Linked DNA regions of Homo sapiens: region 2 is linked to region 1. The links are chromatin loops, found by intact Hi-C in ENCODE. Cell type or tissue: heart right ventricle. All regions are shown on one strand. Each heading gives the region's core, and the rest is flanking DNA. Links, peaks and the distances in the headings are about the cores only.

Evidence for each region. A loop is a pair of places that touch in the nucleus more often than their neighbours do. Peaks named below come from ENCODE experiments on the same cell type or tissue, not always from the same donor. Only the 100,000 strongest peaks of a DNase experiment are listed, where the experiment ranks them.
Region 2: a loop joins it to region 1, with 2.1 times the contacts of the local background. A loop is called at or near these places in 5 of 110 quality-filtered maps.

What each region holds. Positions count from the first base shown.
Region 1 is chr3:121,644,763-121,653,111 of GRCh38, forward strand. It overlaps HCLS1 (hematopoietic cell-specific Lyn substrate 1), which reads right to left. Exons shown (of 14, transcript NM_005335.6): 4 at 2,557-2,686; 5 at 56-166. Among named protein-coding and RNA genes, the nearest start is that of HCLS1, 12 kb to the right of the region's middle. In heart right ventricle, for the core only: a CTCF peak has its summit at 3,934 (motif pointing left); no DNase peak of the experiment used is centred there; H3K27ac peaks cover 1,927 bases.
Region 2 is chr3:121,561,274-121,569,622 of GRCh38, forward strand. It overlaps ARGFX (arginine-fifty homeobox), which reads left to right and starts at 6,676. Exons shown (of 5, transcript NM_001012659.2): 1 at 6,676-6,740. RefSeq lists an enhancer at 1-446. In heart right ventricle, for the core only: no CTCF peak of the experiment used is centred there; no DNase peak of the experiment used is centred there.

The DNA of each region.
Region 1 (8,349 bases), core at 168-8,167:
GGGCAATTTTCACAGGACTGGAGGTGGGTGGTTGGGAGAGAGAGTGGTCACTTACCTTGTCTGCCCTGTCCCTCTCAACTCCGTACTTGCCCCCAAAGCCTTTGGCAGCATCCGTCTGAGAAGAGTGCTTCTCCACCTCGGCAACATACTCATGGCCCACTGCACTCTGAGAAAAATCAAGGATGGAGTGAGTGAAAAGATAAAAATGACCTTAAAAAAATAAATACAGATATGGAGTGGGATGTAGGCATGTAAGAAATTCCATTCTGGGTCAGATCTATAGCCTCTGACAGTGGTGCCAAGGAATACGCGATGGGAGAGCAAGATGACTTTTTCTGGAGACCTGCTCATCCCTGTTCTTCTCTAATACCATTAGGAATCCTTCATTCTGAACACTCCCATAGGATGGGCTGGGAACCAGGGGATAGAGACAAGGTAGACAGAGCAGTGTTTAAACCAGAAACAAAAAGAGCTGAAACAAGAGCATTGTGCAGCAGAACAGAGTGTAGTGTGGGGTAGTGTGGAGGAGAGACCAAGGGGACTGACCGGACGCCATAGCCGGGATGGAATATTTCACTAGGAGAGCCAATGATTTTGTTCTAGATCTTTGCTCCTGTATGGCCATCAAAGTTCAGAAGTGAACTCTGAGCTTTATACACCATGTAATGTAGGACATGTATACAAAAAAAATCACTAAATACACAGTAAATAAAATAATAAAGAGAAGTTGCAACATAGACATAATACATAAACATTTAAATGCAGCAAATAATTTTAAAACATATTTTTTCCTTCTCCACTTGTGCTCCCTGTCTTCTTGGTCTAGGAGTTACAATGTGGTTGGGGCTACAACAGGCCAGCAGTTCTAATATCTTGGTTCTTATTTTCTGCCATGTATATCTTATGTGTTGAGATCAGAAAAATTTGATACAAATAATATGTGGACATTATATTTTAGACCAAATGACTACTGTACTTTTGAATGAGTTTTAACTCATGAACCAATGAATGAGTCAAAAAATATATATTTTGATCTAGAACAAAAGTATCTGGGTGTTTTAGCAAAATTTTTAAATATACTTAAATATTATATACTATATATTTATGAATAAACTATATATTTATAATATAAATATGTTATATCATATAATTATAATATATTAAAATATACATAATATAAATTTATATATTTACATTTACTTATAATTATGTAACATATATTAATAATATATATTTATAAATATATTTATAAATAATTATATAAGTATATAATATATAATGTATTAATATATAATATATTAATTATATACTTGTATTAATATATAATATATTAATTATATACTTATATATAATATATACTTATATATAACAGATACTATATATAAGTATATATATAATATATCTTATAATTAATATATAATAATATAATATTAAATATATTATTTATATTTTTATATATTTTATATATTTATATATATTTTATATATATTTATAAATAAAAATATATAATATATATTATATTTTATGTATTATATTTTATATACTTATATAATATAATATATATTATATATTAATTATAGTATATAATATATTACATTATATTACATATTATTACTATGTAATATATTACTATGTAATATATTACATAGTAATAATATGTAATATAATGTATTAATAATGTAGATTATATATTATATATGATATATAATATATAATATAGATATATTATATATTATATATACTTATATATAGTATCTGTTATATATAAGTATATAAGTATATATTATATATATTAATATATATTTATTACATATATTAATATATATAATATATATTAATATATATACTTATTATATATTATATATTATAAGTATATATTATATTATATATACTTATAATATATATACACTTATATATAATATATAAAATATAATATACATTATATTATATTTATAACATATATAAAATATATAAGTATATATAATAAATATATACTTATATAATTATATACTTACATATAATTGGCTCTTATAGAGCCAATTATTTTATAGCCAATTATTATAGAGCCAATTATTTATTATAGAGTCAATTATATATACTTATATATAGTTGGCTCTTATTATAGAGGTATATAATTATATATAAGTATATAATTATACATATTTACAAAATATATAAGTATATATATCAATTTTTTAATGTATTATTTATTTATTTTATTTATTTTTTTTTTTTTTGAGACAGAGTCTCGCTCTGTCTCCCAGGCTGGAGTGCAGTGGCATGATCTCGGCTCACTGCAAGCTCTGCCTCCCAGGTTCACGCCATTCTCCTGCCTCAGCCTCCTGAGTAGCTGGGACTACAGGCACCCACCACGACGCACGGCTAATTTTTTGTATTTTTAGTAGAGATGGGGTTTCACCGTGTTAGCCAGGATGGTCTCGATCTCCTAACCTCATGATCCACCCACCTTGGCCTTCCAAAGTGCTGGGATTACAGGCGTGAGCCACCGCACCCGGCTTGTATTTTTTTAAAGCAAATCTTTCCCTTTCAACTTACCTTGTCCATTCGGTCTCTTTCTACTCCAAACCGACCTCCATAGCCATGGGATGCTTTGGGCCCTGACTCCATCTCTTTCTTCCTGAGAACATCATGCTCCTCTGATACTTTGTTCCTCAGCTGGTGGATGCTGGAAGAAACCACATGACCAAGGCTCATCTATCCTAGGGAGATCAAGAAACCCATCTTCCCAGAAAAATGGAAGCCTTGAAGTCTGTCCTGTTTACTTTCAGTAATAACCTGGGCCCCCAAAATATACTAGTGATGGGTCTGGAAGTAAAAGATCAGTCTGGCCTGCATACCATAGCCTGATTTAAACTCTCCATAGGCCAATAATATTTCCTCTAGTCTGTTATTTGCTCACTAAAATAACCTTCTGATCTTTAGTCCCATTTTTCATGTTCTTAAATATTAGAGGACAATGGTACCTATATTCTGATAACTGGAAAGTTATTTTCTTTTCTGAATGGATCTGCTTTCTATCAATTAGAGGATGTGTCTCAAAAAGCAGAAAAATATTCACATACCATTGGACCTACACATTCTAGTTTTAGCAGTCTACACCAGGGAAATGATTTTAAATATGGCAAAGCTTAATGTCCTTAATGTCTAAATGATACTCATTGAAGCATCGTATATAATAGCAATAACTAAGAAACAATCTATATGACCAATGGTTGGATAATAGTTAAATAAATTGAAATACTACCTTTCACTAGTGTACTAGGAAGTCATTAAATATAATGCTTATAAAAACACAGAACTGGGGAAATTTATGTAAACATTAGTGGTATTTTTTATGCTTTTTGGTCATGAATTAAGATCTTCTGCCCCTTCCCCCCAGGCTGATAATACCTGAGAAAACTAAGGACTAATGAAAACTAACTAAGAAAATCCACTCACAGTTATTGCTATAACACTTTAAGCCTCAAATTATCTTGATTTGAAGGGACACCTCTATCCCTAAGAGAAAGTACCACCAAAAAAGGCATTATCTTTCTTACTTCACACCCACTTCCATCTTTACCATGAAGGTGACTGCAACAATTAAGAGGGCAGAAAGCCATCTTGGCCAACCTCTTTGGCTTGAGGATATGAAGTGATAGCTCAGCCCCACGTGACAATCAGATCTGTTATTTGGACACATATAAGGATCCGGGGATTCTTGGAAACATTTGGGCAAGAGAACCCTAAATAAGAAATTTGACTTTCTGCAGCAAGCAATGAGGGTTTAGGGTATTAAGATAGTGATGTTAGATGGTGAGCTGGGACTTTACCAGCGCAGGACAACCAGACACATTGGTTATACGTAGAATGGCTGTCTCACAGCAGAAATTGTCTTCTTTTAAGGAAGAATAGATCCATCTGGTGGCCTTTAGTGGATAATTCTACCAAAGGTCTTTTTAAAAAGCCTTCTCAGCTTTAGCCGCAGTTAATTTTAGAAAGCTGGCTATGAACCAGATGAAATTAAGCCAAGTGCTGGAAGAACCCCCTGTTCCCATGCCTCCTCTAAACTCTCTGGCAGCGTTGAAAGCAGAGATCTTGTGTTGTCAGTTCAACACCAACACTGTGTCATAAGCTACTAGTACCAAGGACATGTAAATGCCTGCCCAATATCTTCCAACTGAAGTATTCAGATGAAAGATCAAGAAAATGGGGCCAAAATTTACTTTCAAATGGAAAAAATCTGCAATTTTTTAATGAATATAATAATTGTTAAATGGGTTATAACTATATTATAGTTAAAACAAGTTTTTAAAAGGGATTAGAAAATGATACTCAGAAATATTCATCTAAAGGATAACAGAAAAACTAGTCAGGGGATCATACCAATGATATAATTTGAATGAAATTGTTGAGGCCCAAAGAAAACAGACTTCTTTAGGTTATAGTGGAAGTCATTCTAAACAGGTCTTTATTATTATTATTATTATTGAGACAGAATCTTGCTCTGTCGCCCAGGCTGGAGTGCAGTGGTATGATCTCAGCTCACTGTAATCTCCGCCTCCCGGGTTCAAGTGATTCTCTTGCCTCAGCCTCCAGAGTAGCTGGGATTACAGGCATGCATGTCATGCCCCGCTAGATTTTGTATTTTTAGTAGAGACAGGGTTTCACCATGTTGGCCAGGCTGGTCTCAAACTCCTGACCTCAAGTGATCCTCTTGCCTTGGCCTCCCAAAGTGCTGGGATTACAGGCGTGAGCCACCACGCCTGGCCTAAACAGGTCTTAATCACATCATTCCTTCATTTTATAACTATTAACTAAACAACTTTTAAGTGTGAGGTACTGTTAGGCTCTGAGGACACAAAAATGTTTTATGTATGGAGATAGAGGACAGCTAGAAGAGATAGAGAGGAAAACAAAAAATTCCAATTCAATATGCTGTGTTGTGCCTAAGAAACTTTTGACATATTAACTCTCAGATATCCAATTTAAGTTTTAAAAGACTTTGTATTGATAAAGCAATGCAGTTTATGTGAACCAAGCAAAATGTAGCACCTCAAAGATGACTCATTCCTCAATCTGTGTTTGTTTTTTATTACAAAACTAAAAGCACAAATGTGAGTGACTCAGAATATAAGGTTTTTATTCACAGATGACCTGATCATGTATGTAGAAAATCCTAAAGAATTCACACAAAAAAAGCTACTAAAGCATTGTGCATTTGGCTAGGTCACAGGATACAAGGTCATTATATCAAAATCAATTGTATTTTTACATACTGGCCATAAACATTTGGAAACTGGAAGTTAAATATAAATACATGAAATAACATGAAACATTTTAGGATAAACTTAACAAAGTATGTGCAAGACCTAAACACTAAAAAATATTTCTGAAAATATTAAAGAAGATCTAAATAAATGGAGAGATATCCCATGTTCATGGATTGGAAAACTCAATATCATTAAGATGTCAGTTCTCCCTAAAATGATCTATAGATTCAATGCAATCCCAATCAAAATCTGAACAGGCATTCTTGTAGGAATTGACTAGTGAATTATAAAATTTATGTGAAAATGTAAAGTCCTGGAATAGTAAAATCTTTTGTTTCTTTTTTTTTTTTTAAGGAGAGCAAAGTTGAGGACTACATAATTTCTTGACTTATAAAGCTACAATAATCAGTGCAGTATGGTATGCTGTCAGGGTAGAAAATAGATCAACAGAACAGAATAGAGTCCAGAAATAGACCCACATGTATGTGGTCAAAGATGCCAGGTAAGTCAATGGGAACAGAATACTCTTTTAATATTGTTGAACAACTAAATAATCACATGGAGAAAAATGAACCTCAATCTTGACCTCACACTGCACAGAAAAGTCTACTTGAAATGGGTCATAGACTTAAATGTAAAAGCTAAAACTGTCAGTCCTTTAGGACAAAACATCAAAGAAAGTCTTCACAACTTTGGGGTAGGTAAATATTTCTTAGACACATAAAGCATTAGCCCCATAAATTTTTTTTCAATAAATTAGACATCATCAGGATTAAGATCTTTTGCTCTTAAAAAGATGCCATTAATAAAATGAAAAAGTGGCCAGGTGTGGTGGCTCACGCCTGTAATCTCAGCACTTTGGGAGGTCAAGGCGGGTGGATCACAAGGTCAGGAGCTCAAGACCAGCCTAGCCACTATGGTGAAACCCCGTCTCTACCAAAAATACAAAAATTAGCTGGGCTTGGTGGTGGGCGCCTGAGTCCCAGCTACTCAGGAGGCTGAAGCAGCAGAATCGCTTGAACCCAGGAGGCAGAGGTTGCAGTGAGCTGAGATCATGTCACTGCACTCCAGCCTGGGCAACAGAGCAATCAATCAATAAATAATCAATCAATCAATCAATAAAGTGAAAAAGCAAGTTATGTTCTGGGAGAATACACTTGTAAAACACATATTTCACAAAAGACTTACATCCAGAATATATAAAGAACTTTCAGCAACTTAATAAAAAGACAAACAACTCACTTTAAAAGTGAGAAAAAGATGTGAACAGATACTTCATAAAGAAGATATATGAAGATATATGAATGGCAAATGAAAATATACTCAATAAAACTGGTCATCAGAGAAATTCAAATTAACTTAAAAGAGTGGTTAAGTTGGTTTTGTTGTTGTTGTTGTTGTTTTGTTTTGTTTGTCTTTTAGAGAGGATCTCAGTCTGTCACCCAGGCTGGAGTGCAGTGGGGCAAACATGGCTCACTGCAGCCTCAACCCCCTGGGCTCAAGTGCTTCTCCTGCCTCAGCCTCCTGAATAGCTCAGACCACAGCCAGCCAATTTTTAATTTTTTTGTAGACTCTGAATCTCTCCACATTGTCCAGATGGTCTTGAACTCCTGGGCTCAAGTCATCCTCCTGCCTTGGCCTCCTAAAGTGCTGGGATTACAGGCATGAGCCACTGCACCCAGCTAAATTTAAAAATACTAACAATAACAAATGTTGACAAAAATGTGGAGCATCTGAAACCCACACATTACTGGTAGGAATGAAAGAGGGTAAATTCCCTTTGGAAAAGAGTTTGAGAGTCTCTCAAAATGTTTAACATACACTTATTATATGACTCAGCAATTCTACTCCTGGCAATTTTCCAAGAGAAATAAGGATATGTCAACAAAAAGATTTGTACCCAAATGCCCATGACAGTTTCATTTGTAATAGATCCAAATTGTCAATAATCCAAATGGCTATTGACAGGATAATGAATAATAAAACTGTGACATATCCATACAATGGGACACTACATGACAATATAAAAGAACAAAAGACTTATATACACAACACCATGGATAAATCTGGAAAACATTATGCTGAAAGAAGACAACACAAAACAATACATTCTATATTATTCTGTTTGCATGAAATTCTATGCCAGACAAAACTAATCTATAGTGACAAAAAGATCAGTATGGGGTGTATTGACTGCAAAGAGGTGCAGGGAAATTTTCATGGTAATAGATATATTCTATATCTTGATTGCATTGGTGGTTATATTATATATATATAGTCAAAACTCATTGAACTATTTGCTTATAATGATTAGGTATCAATAAATTTAATTTTTGCCTGGGCAATGGTGGCTTACACCTGTAATCCCAGCACTGTAGGAGGCCGAGGCAGGCGGATCACTTGAGGTCAGGAGTTCAAGACCAGTCTGGCCAACATGGTTAAACCCCGTCTCTACTAAAAATACACAAATTAGCTGGGCAAGGTGGCACATGCCTGTAATCCCAGCTACTCGGGAAGCTGAGGTAGGAGAATCACTTGAAGCTGGGAGGCAGAGGCGGAGGTTTCAGTGAGCCGAGATCGTACCACTGCACTCCAGCCTGGATGACAGAGCGAAACTCCGTCTCAAAAAAAACAAAGTTAATTTTTGAAAAATAATAAAGTGAAGAAAACCTTAAATGAAAGAGACTTTGGGCACTCATAAAGAGGTTTGTTTATGAAGTGATTGTAGTATTATTAAGGCCAACTTATCAAGTACTTTGTCACTGTAAACAGAATAGCAAGCAGCCTTAGGGAATTGGCAATAGCTTAGTTCATGGGAATTTGCATTTCATTTCAACAAAAGAATTACGGACATGACGATATTATGTTTATTAGACAAAAACAATATATTGGTTAAGATTTCAGCCCATGGAGTCAGACTGAGCCGAATTCAAATTACTACAGGTTGACTATCCCTCATCCCAAACGCTTGGGACCAGAAGTGTTTTGGATTCAGGATTTTTTCAGGTTTTGGAATATTTGCATATACATAATGAGATATCTTGGGGACGAGACCCATGTGTAAACAGGAAATTCA
Region 2 (8,349 bases), core at 179-8,178, 83 kb before region 1:
GCCTCTTTCCATTTGTTACTTGGGTTGACAACCTCAGAACCACCCCAAAAGGTTAGGTAACATGCCCAGGGTTGGCCGGGCGTGGTGGCTCACGCCTGTAATCCCAGCACTTTGGGATTCCGAGACAGGCGGATCACGAGGTCAGGAGATTGAGACCATCCTGGCTAACATGGTGAAACCCCATCTCTACTAAAAATGCAAAACATTAGCCGGGCGCGGTGGCGGGCGCTAGTCCCAGCTACTCGGGAGGGTAAGGCAGGAGAATGGCGTGAAGCCAGGAGGCGGAGCTTGCAGTGAGCCGAGATTGTGCTACTGCACTCCAGCCTGGGAGACAGAGCGAGACTCTGTCTGAAAAAAAAAAAAAAAAAAATGCCCAAGGCCACACATCTAGTAAATAGTGGAGCCTAGATGCATATATTCTGGCTCCAGGGCCCATTCTCACTGTTTTCTACATTTTCTCACTCTCCTTATCCTTCCTTTTCTGTCCTTCTCCTCATCTTGCAGATACTTTTACTTCTGGGGAAACTGCCTAAGTTTTATTTACATCTTTGCCTTCTTTTAGCTCTTCACGTTTGAACAAGGACACTGGCAGGCAGGAGTTAGGGAGGAGTCTTAGGCCCTGCCAAGCTCAGAGGAGGGCGAGCTGGAGAAGAAGCAACCTGGGGATAAGAAAGAATGAGCCAATCAGACTTTCAGAAACAAGACCAGCTCCTGGAATAAGGGTCTTGTCCCAAGGGCACTAGTCTTTTAGGATGAATAAATGGGTTTACTGGAATGAAGACACAATATCCCCAACAACCATAATCTATGCCACATAGCTGCACAGGATCTTCCCTCAGGGTGGGAGTGGAGATTAAGGGCAGGCCCCTAAGGCTCCTTCCAGACAATTTCCCTCCCTTTCAACACAAGCCATGGGCTTCTACCTCTGCTGACAGTTCTCTCCTGGCTCATTGCTGAAGCTGGGAATCTTTGCTGTCTTCTGGGGTGCTCTCACCTAGGACATTCTCTCCCCTTTGTGCTACAGGGCACTCCTACAGTCTTACCTCTTCACACACTGGCTTCTATCTGCAAGAAAGGAATCTGCATTTCCCACTAGTTAGGAAAACAGAAGGGTAGAGAAAAGAAAGGAGGAGCTGCCTGAGGGCAAAGCTGGGCTTGTCCCTACCCTAGGTCCACTCAAGGTAAAGCTCAGCACATAAACAGGCTGAAAATGGGGAAGAGATGCAGAAAGAGTTCAGCAAATCTGATTTATTTTAAATTTTCATTTTTTTCTCATTAAAAAATAATTAAATAGAGACAGGGTCTGGCTATGTTGCACAGGCTAGTCTCAAATTACTGGGCTCAAGTGATTCTCCTGCCTCGGACTCCCAAAGTGTTGGGATTATAGGCGTGAGCCACTGCGCGCAGTCTTTTTCTCATTCTTATAAAAAAAAATGACAATAATGAACTATGCGTCTGTTCAAGGGAATCCCAATCCCTTAAGAAACCCTGTTAATAGTTTGCTTCCTTCTCTCTTTAATTTTGGTTTTTCTTTATTGGCCTTTTTGTTTCAGTATATTTTCCTTTTTTTTTTTCTTTGAGATGGAGTCTTGTTCTCTCACCCAGGCTGGAATGCAGTGGCTCAATCTCAGCTTACTGCAACCTCTGCCTCCCAGCCTCAAGCAATCCTCCCGCCTCAGCCTCCCGAGTAGCTAGGATTACAGGCATGCACCCCTGCGCCTAGCTAATTTTTATATTTTTAGTAGAGACGGAGTTTCAACATGTTGGCCAGGCTTCTCTGGAACTCCTGACTTCAAGTGATTCACCCGCCTCTGCCTCCCCAAGTGCTGGGATTACAGGCATGAGCCACCGTGCCTGGCTGAGAAATTGAGTTTTGAAAGAGATTTAGAGAGAGGAAGGGTAAAAGAGGAGAAATAGAGGAGAAAGGGAGGGAAGGAGGAAGGAGGAGATGGATAGGAGTGCAACAGACTGACAGGAATAAGAGAATTTGGTAGGCATAGATAACCAAGAGACATTTAAGAAGTTGGCTGAGGGGCTGGGCGCAGTGGTTCACACCTATGGTCCCAGCAACTCTGGAGTCTAGAGTGGGAGGATCATTTGAGTCTGGGAGGTCAAGGCTGCAGTGAGCTATGATCATGCCACTGCACTCCAGCCTGGTCAACAGAGCAAGATCCTGTCTCAAAAATGCATAAATAAATGAAAGTTGGCTGGACACGATGGCTCATGCCTATAATCCCAGCACTTTGGGTGGCTGAGGTGGGAGGATCATCTCTCTCTTTTCTTTTTTGACATGGAGTCTCAGTCCCTTGCCCAGGATGGAGTTCAGTGGCCTGATCTTGGCTCACTGCAACCTCTGCCTCCCTGGTTCAAGCGATTCTCCCACCTCCACCTCCCGAGTAGTATTAGCTGGGACTACAGGCACGCACCACTGGGCCTGGCTAATTTTCATATTTTTAGTAGAGATGGGGTTTTGCCATGTTGGACAGGCTGGTCTTGAAACCCAACCTCAGATGATCCACCCGCCTCGGCCTCCCAAAGTACTGGGATTACAGGCATGAGCCACCGTGCCCAGCCTGGGAGTATCTCTTGAAGCCAAGCCTAAGCAACATAGGGAAATCCCATCTCTACAAAATAATAATAATAATAATAATAATAATAATAATAATAATAATAGGTGTGGTGTCATGCATCTGTAGTCCCAGCTACTCAAGAGGCTTACTTGAGGATTACTTGAGCACTGGAGTTTGAGGCTGCAGTGAGCTATGATCACACCAGCAGTGTCTTCAGGGGAGACCTGTCTCATAAAAAAAAAAAAAAGGAGTGAGATACTGCTGAAAAGAATAAGATAGAGATTTTGAGACAGATATTGGGTTAAATTGTGAGGTTTCTCTGTAGCTACTGTGTTAGCTCTTTCTGCAACATCTGTCAATTATTGTCCCATTTCTTGGATCAATCCTTTAATGCCTAAATCTTTTTTTTTTTTTTTTTTTTTTTTTGAGACAGAGTCTCACTTTGTCACCAGGCTGGAGTGCAGTGGCACAATCTCGGCTCACTGCAACCTCCGCCTCCCAGGTTCAAGCGATTCCCCTGCCTCAGCCTCCCGAGTAGCTGGGACTATAGGCGCCCACCACCACGCCCGGCTAATTTTTTGTATTTAGTAGAGACGGGGTTTCACCATGTTGGCCAGGATGGTGTCGATCTCCTGACCTCGTGATCTGCCCGCCTCAGCGTCCCAAAGTGCTGGGATTACAGGCGTGAGCCACCATGCCCGGCCAAAAATGACTAAATCTTTTAATGCCAAAAGATTTAGGCATTGCTGGGCGCGGTGGCTCATGCCTGTAATTCCCAGCACTTTGGGAGGCTGAGGGGGGCGGATCACCTGAGATCGGGAGTTCAAGACCAGCCTGGTCAACGTGGTAAACCCCATCTCTACTAAAAATACAAAAATTAGCCAGGCGTGGTGGCAGGCGCCTGTAGTCCCAGCTACTAGGGAGGCTGAGGCAGAAGAATCGCTTGAACCGGGAGGTTGCAGCGAGCCTAGATCACGCTATTGCACTCCAGCCTGGGCAACAAGAGTGAATCTTCTTTCTTTGGTAGGATGCAGATCAACAGCTTTCATGTTTTGTTTCTAGATCTGATACATTAGTCTAAGACTTGTGCCCTCTGGGCCAGCTGGCAGAGCAGCAGGAAGGATCAAGGGTCAGAGCCCCCTCCCTGGTCCAGAGAAGTGTAGGCTAGCAAGCTGATAGTACTACCAAAGTGGGAAGCAAGAGACAACTGTGTTATAGTCATAATTGGAGACCCCTTCCACTCTGCTTAGTCCCAGAATAGTGCTTGTTACCAGTAGGTGCTCAATTAATAAGTCATCAATGAATGAATAAATTTAAAAAACAAATAAACAGATGAATAAGTAAGACCAGTCATTTTGAGGGAGATGGTGGCAGGGCTGAGTGGGCACAGTACTACAGAAAAAACAAAATTTAACGTCAAGAAAAAGTATCAGCCACAGTGATAAAAGATACATATCAGACTCTGGCATTATGGCTAAACAAGCTGCAGCTCTGAAAGTTCAGGAGAGGCTGGGCATGGTGGCTCACGCCTGTAATTCCAACACTTTGGGAGGCCAAGATGGGAGGATCACTTGAGGTCAGGAGTTTGAGACCAGCCTGACCAATATGCTGAAACCCTGTCTCTACTAAAAATACTAAAATTAGCTGGGCACGGTGGCGGGCGCCTGTATGCCTCCCAGCTATTCGGGAGGCTGAGACACTCTGGACAAAGTGCACATCTTTTAAAAGCAACTAGAGGCCAGGCACAGTGGCTCATGCCTATAATCTCAGCACTTTAGGAGGCCGTGGCAGGCGGATCACGAGATCAGTAGTTTGAGGCCAGCCTGGCCAACATGGTAAAACCCCGTCTCTACTAAAAAAATACAAAAAATACATATATATATATATATATATACACACACACATATATATGTGTGTATATATATATGTATTTTTTGTATTTTGTGTATATATATATATACACACATATATATATATATATGTGTATATATATGTGTGTATATATATAGCTGGGACATGGTGGCTAGCGCCTGTAATCTCAGCTAGTCAGGAGGCTGAGGCAGGAGAATTGCTTGAACCTGGGAGGCAGAGGTTGCAGTGAGCCGAGATTGTGCCACTGCACTCCAGCCTGGGTGACAGAGCAAGACTCCATCTTAGAAAAATAAAATAAAATAAAATAAAAGCAACTAGAGAGTAGAGAACAATTACCTGCAAAGGAATAAAAGTTTGGATGTTAGCAGACTTCTCAAATAAATGGCTTCTGTACTCACCTAACCTATTATGCAAGAATGATAACGTAATAAAGATATTTTAGACAAAGAAAGTTTGAAAATGTTTACAGTTAAAAGAACTATTTTTGATTCTACATCAGAAAAAATAAAACTGTGCCCAAAAGAAAGAGGATGAAAGAAGCAATGATGATCAAAGTACTTGATAAACATATGGTTAAATCTAAATAAATATTTATGACAAAAATAATAATGACCACTTTTAGGAACATAAAAGCAAACTTAGGCTGGACGTAGTGATTCATGCCTGTAATCCCAGCATTTTGGGGGGCCAAGGCAGGAGGATCACTTGGGCCCAGGAGTTCTAGACCAGCCTGGGCAACCTAGCAACACCCCATCTTTACAAAAAAAAATTTTTTTTAATTAGCTGGGGGTGGTGGTGCATATCTGTAGTCCCAGCTACTGGGGAGGCTGAAGTGAGAGAATCATTCTAGCCCAGGAGGTCAAGGCTGCAGTGAGCCATGATGGCACCACTGCAGTCCAGCTTGGGTGACAGAGTGAATACCATCTCTAAACAAAGAATAAAGAAATAAAAATAATGTAACTTTAAATCTTGCATATAACTTACATACCATTTGAGAGGGGGAGAAAATAAAAGGCAACCATTCTAACAGAAGGCTGGAAAAGTTAAAAACACACAAAGATTGTAAGAAATTAGGTAGAAATAAGTAGTGATCCCCCCATTATCCATGGGGATACATTCCAGGATCCTCGGTTTCTTCCTATACGACTGCATTGTATAGGCCAGGTAGCTTATACAGCATGGATACACTGGACAAAGGGATGATTCACATCCTGGGCGGAGCAGTACAGCCAATTTAAAATTTGAGCATTTAAAAAAAAAGGGCTGGACACGGTGGCTTACGCCTGTAATCCCAGCACTCTGGGAGGCCAAGGCGGGCGGATCACTTGAGGTCAGAAGTTCAAGACAGCCTGATCAACATGGTGAAACCCCGTCTCTACTAAAAAAAATACAAAAACAGCTGGTGGGTTGCACATGCCTCTAATCGTAGCTACTTGGGAGGCTGAGGCAGGAGAATCGCTTGAACCGGGGAGGTGGATATTGCAGTGAGCCGAGATGATGCCATTGCACTCCAGCCTGGGCAACAAGAGTGAAACTCCGTCTCAAAAAGAAAAGAAAAGAAATGAAAACTAACACATTTTTTATTTATGGAAGTTTCCATTTAATATTTTTGGGTGGCAGTTGACTGAAACCACAGAAAGCAAAACTGTGGATAAGGTGGGATTACTGTGTTCTTATCCTATCAAACATAAATGGATTATTCCATAAGAAAATTCTTAGATCAGATCACTATTTTAAAGATACACTCCTAAAACTTTACTTTTATTTTTTTGAGATAGGGTCTTGCTGTCTCGCTCTGTTGCCCAGACTGGAGTAGACTGGTGCAATTAGGGCTCACTGCAGCCTCAACCTCCCAGGCCCAAGTGATCCTTCCACCTCAGCCTCCCGAATAACTCAGACCACAGGCGTGTGTTACCACGCCTAGAGGAATTTTACACCTAAAACTTTGAACAACGCAAGTGTAAAAGTAAAAAGGTGGTTGCATCAAAAAGCACAGGAGTCGCCTTGAAGGGTTGTCAAAGGTAGGAAGTTTGAGTATAAAAAAAGAATAATTACTATTTTCAGCAACAGTTACACTATGCTCTAAGCATACTTATATTGAATGAACAAATGAATGAATGAAGGGTGGGACATCAGGGTGTGTCTGGGTGGTGCAGGGGCAGGAGGAGGTCTGATTGTATAAAAATTACATTTAAATACAGGGTCTTCTGCATGAGGACACACTAAGGAAACTGCATTTCCAGAGAGAGACACACCACGTAGGACTGAAAATGGTTACTCTAAGGGGATTCGTGACAGGTAAGCATGGGGGAGCGGGGAGGGTAGCCAGAATGTGGGGCTTTAAGTGCTCAAAGAGGATTTGAAAAATCAAAGGAGCAATATTAAAGGATGCAAACCACTCAGCCCATTCACATTAGAGGGACATGATATAGATGGTTGGGGACAGAAGGAAGGTCAGAAAGACTGACTGTTCACCTCATGAAAATCAGGGAGTGAATGTGAGACTCCTTACTTACTGAGTGTGGTTGTCAGTTCTGCAGGGCTCCCAAACTTTCTCCATCTGTGTTAGCCAGGCCTTTGGAAATCCTTAATTAGAATGTAAACTCCATCATAGCAACTATTTTTGTGTACTTCGTTCATTGCAGAATCCACAGACCTATGTAAGTGCCCATTTGTAGGAAGAAGGCAATAAAAAATTGCTGAGTAAATGTGGTTCTGCTAGTGGCAATTCTGCCTTATGCTCTTGATAGCCTCGATCAGGGAAAGCACTGTAGACCAGTTGAATCGTTTGCTTCTTTGTTTCTTTAATATGCTAGTTTAAGCTACAGACTCTCAATGCCCATCCCAGGAAAGTGGGCCAGGGTTTAGACTGTGTGTACAAGAGTCAGTAAGACCTGATTCATTCCCAGCTATGCTTCTTCTCTACCTGGCCAAACTTTTAGATCTCATGTCTCTTCATCTTTAAGAGGTTGATAATAATTGTCCATTACCCCATGTGTTTGTCGAGGATCACATGAATCATGTATATGAAGCACTTGGATGTCTGACGGTATCCTAATGTTGCTACTGAATGTTACTGCATCATTTATTTACTCTTAGGATTGTACTGAAGAACAGATGCTTAGTGAAGTTTAATTTCTTTTCAATTAAATGCTAAGCCTTAGGCCATCTGTTGTTATTGCTGTTCCAATTTTTTGGTCTCAGAACCTCTTTATATTCTTAAAAATTGTTAAGGACTCCAAAGAACTTTTGTTTCTATAGGATATACCTAGATATTTACCATATTCAAAGTGAAAACTGAGATTAAAATATATTTATTCATTCCTTTCAAAATAAAATGATAAATGCGTGACGTGTTAACTATATTTTCCACACACAAAAAAAAATTGTGAGACCAATGGCATTGTTTTACATTTTAGTACTTTAGGGCTTAATGGAAGATGGCAGAATTCTCTCCTGCTTTTGCAGTCACCTTTTCTGATGCATTACTCTATTGAAGTGTAAGAAGAAAATCTGACCTCATACAGATATGATGCTAGAAAAAGGAGTATTCTTGTAGCCTTTGAAATAATTGTGGATATTCTTTGAAATTACAACACAAACTCAACAAGTAGCAGTTTCTTAAAGATGAGTTGCAATGTGAAAACTTTTTTTTTTTTTTTTTTTTTGAGACGGAGTCTTGCTCTGTCGCCCAGGCTGGAGTGCAGTGACATGATCTCAGCTCACTGCAACCTCTGCCTCCTGGGTTCAAGCGATTCTTCTGCCTCAGCCTCCCTAGTAGCTGGGACTACAGGTGCGTGCCACCACGCCCAGCTAATTTTCGTATTCTTAGTAGAGATGGGGCTTTACCATGTTGGTCAGGCTGGTCTCAAACTCCTGACCTCAAGTAATTCACCCTCCTCGGCCT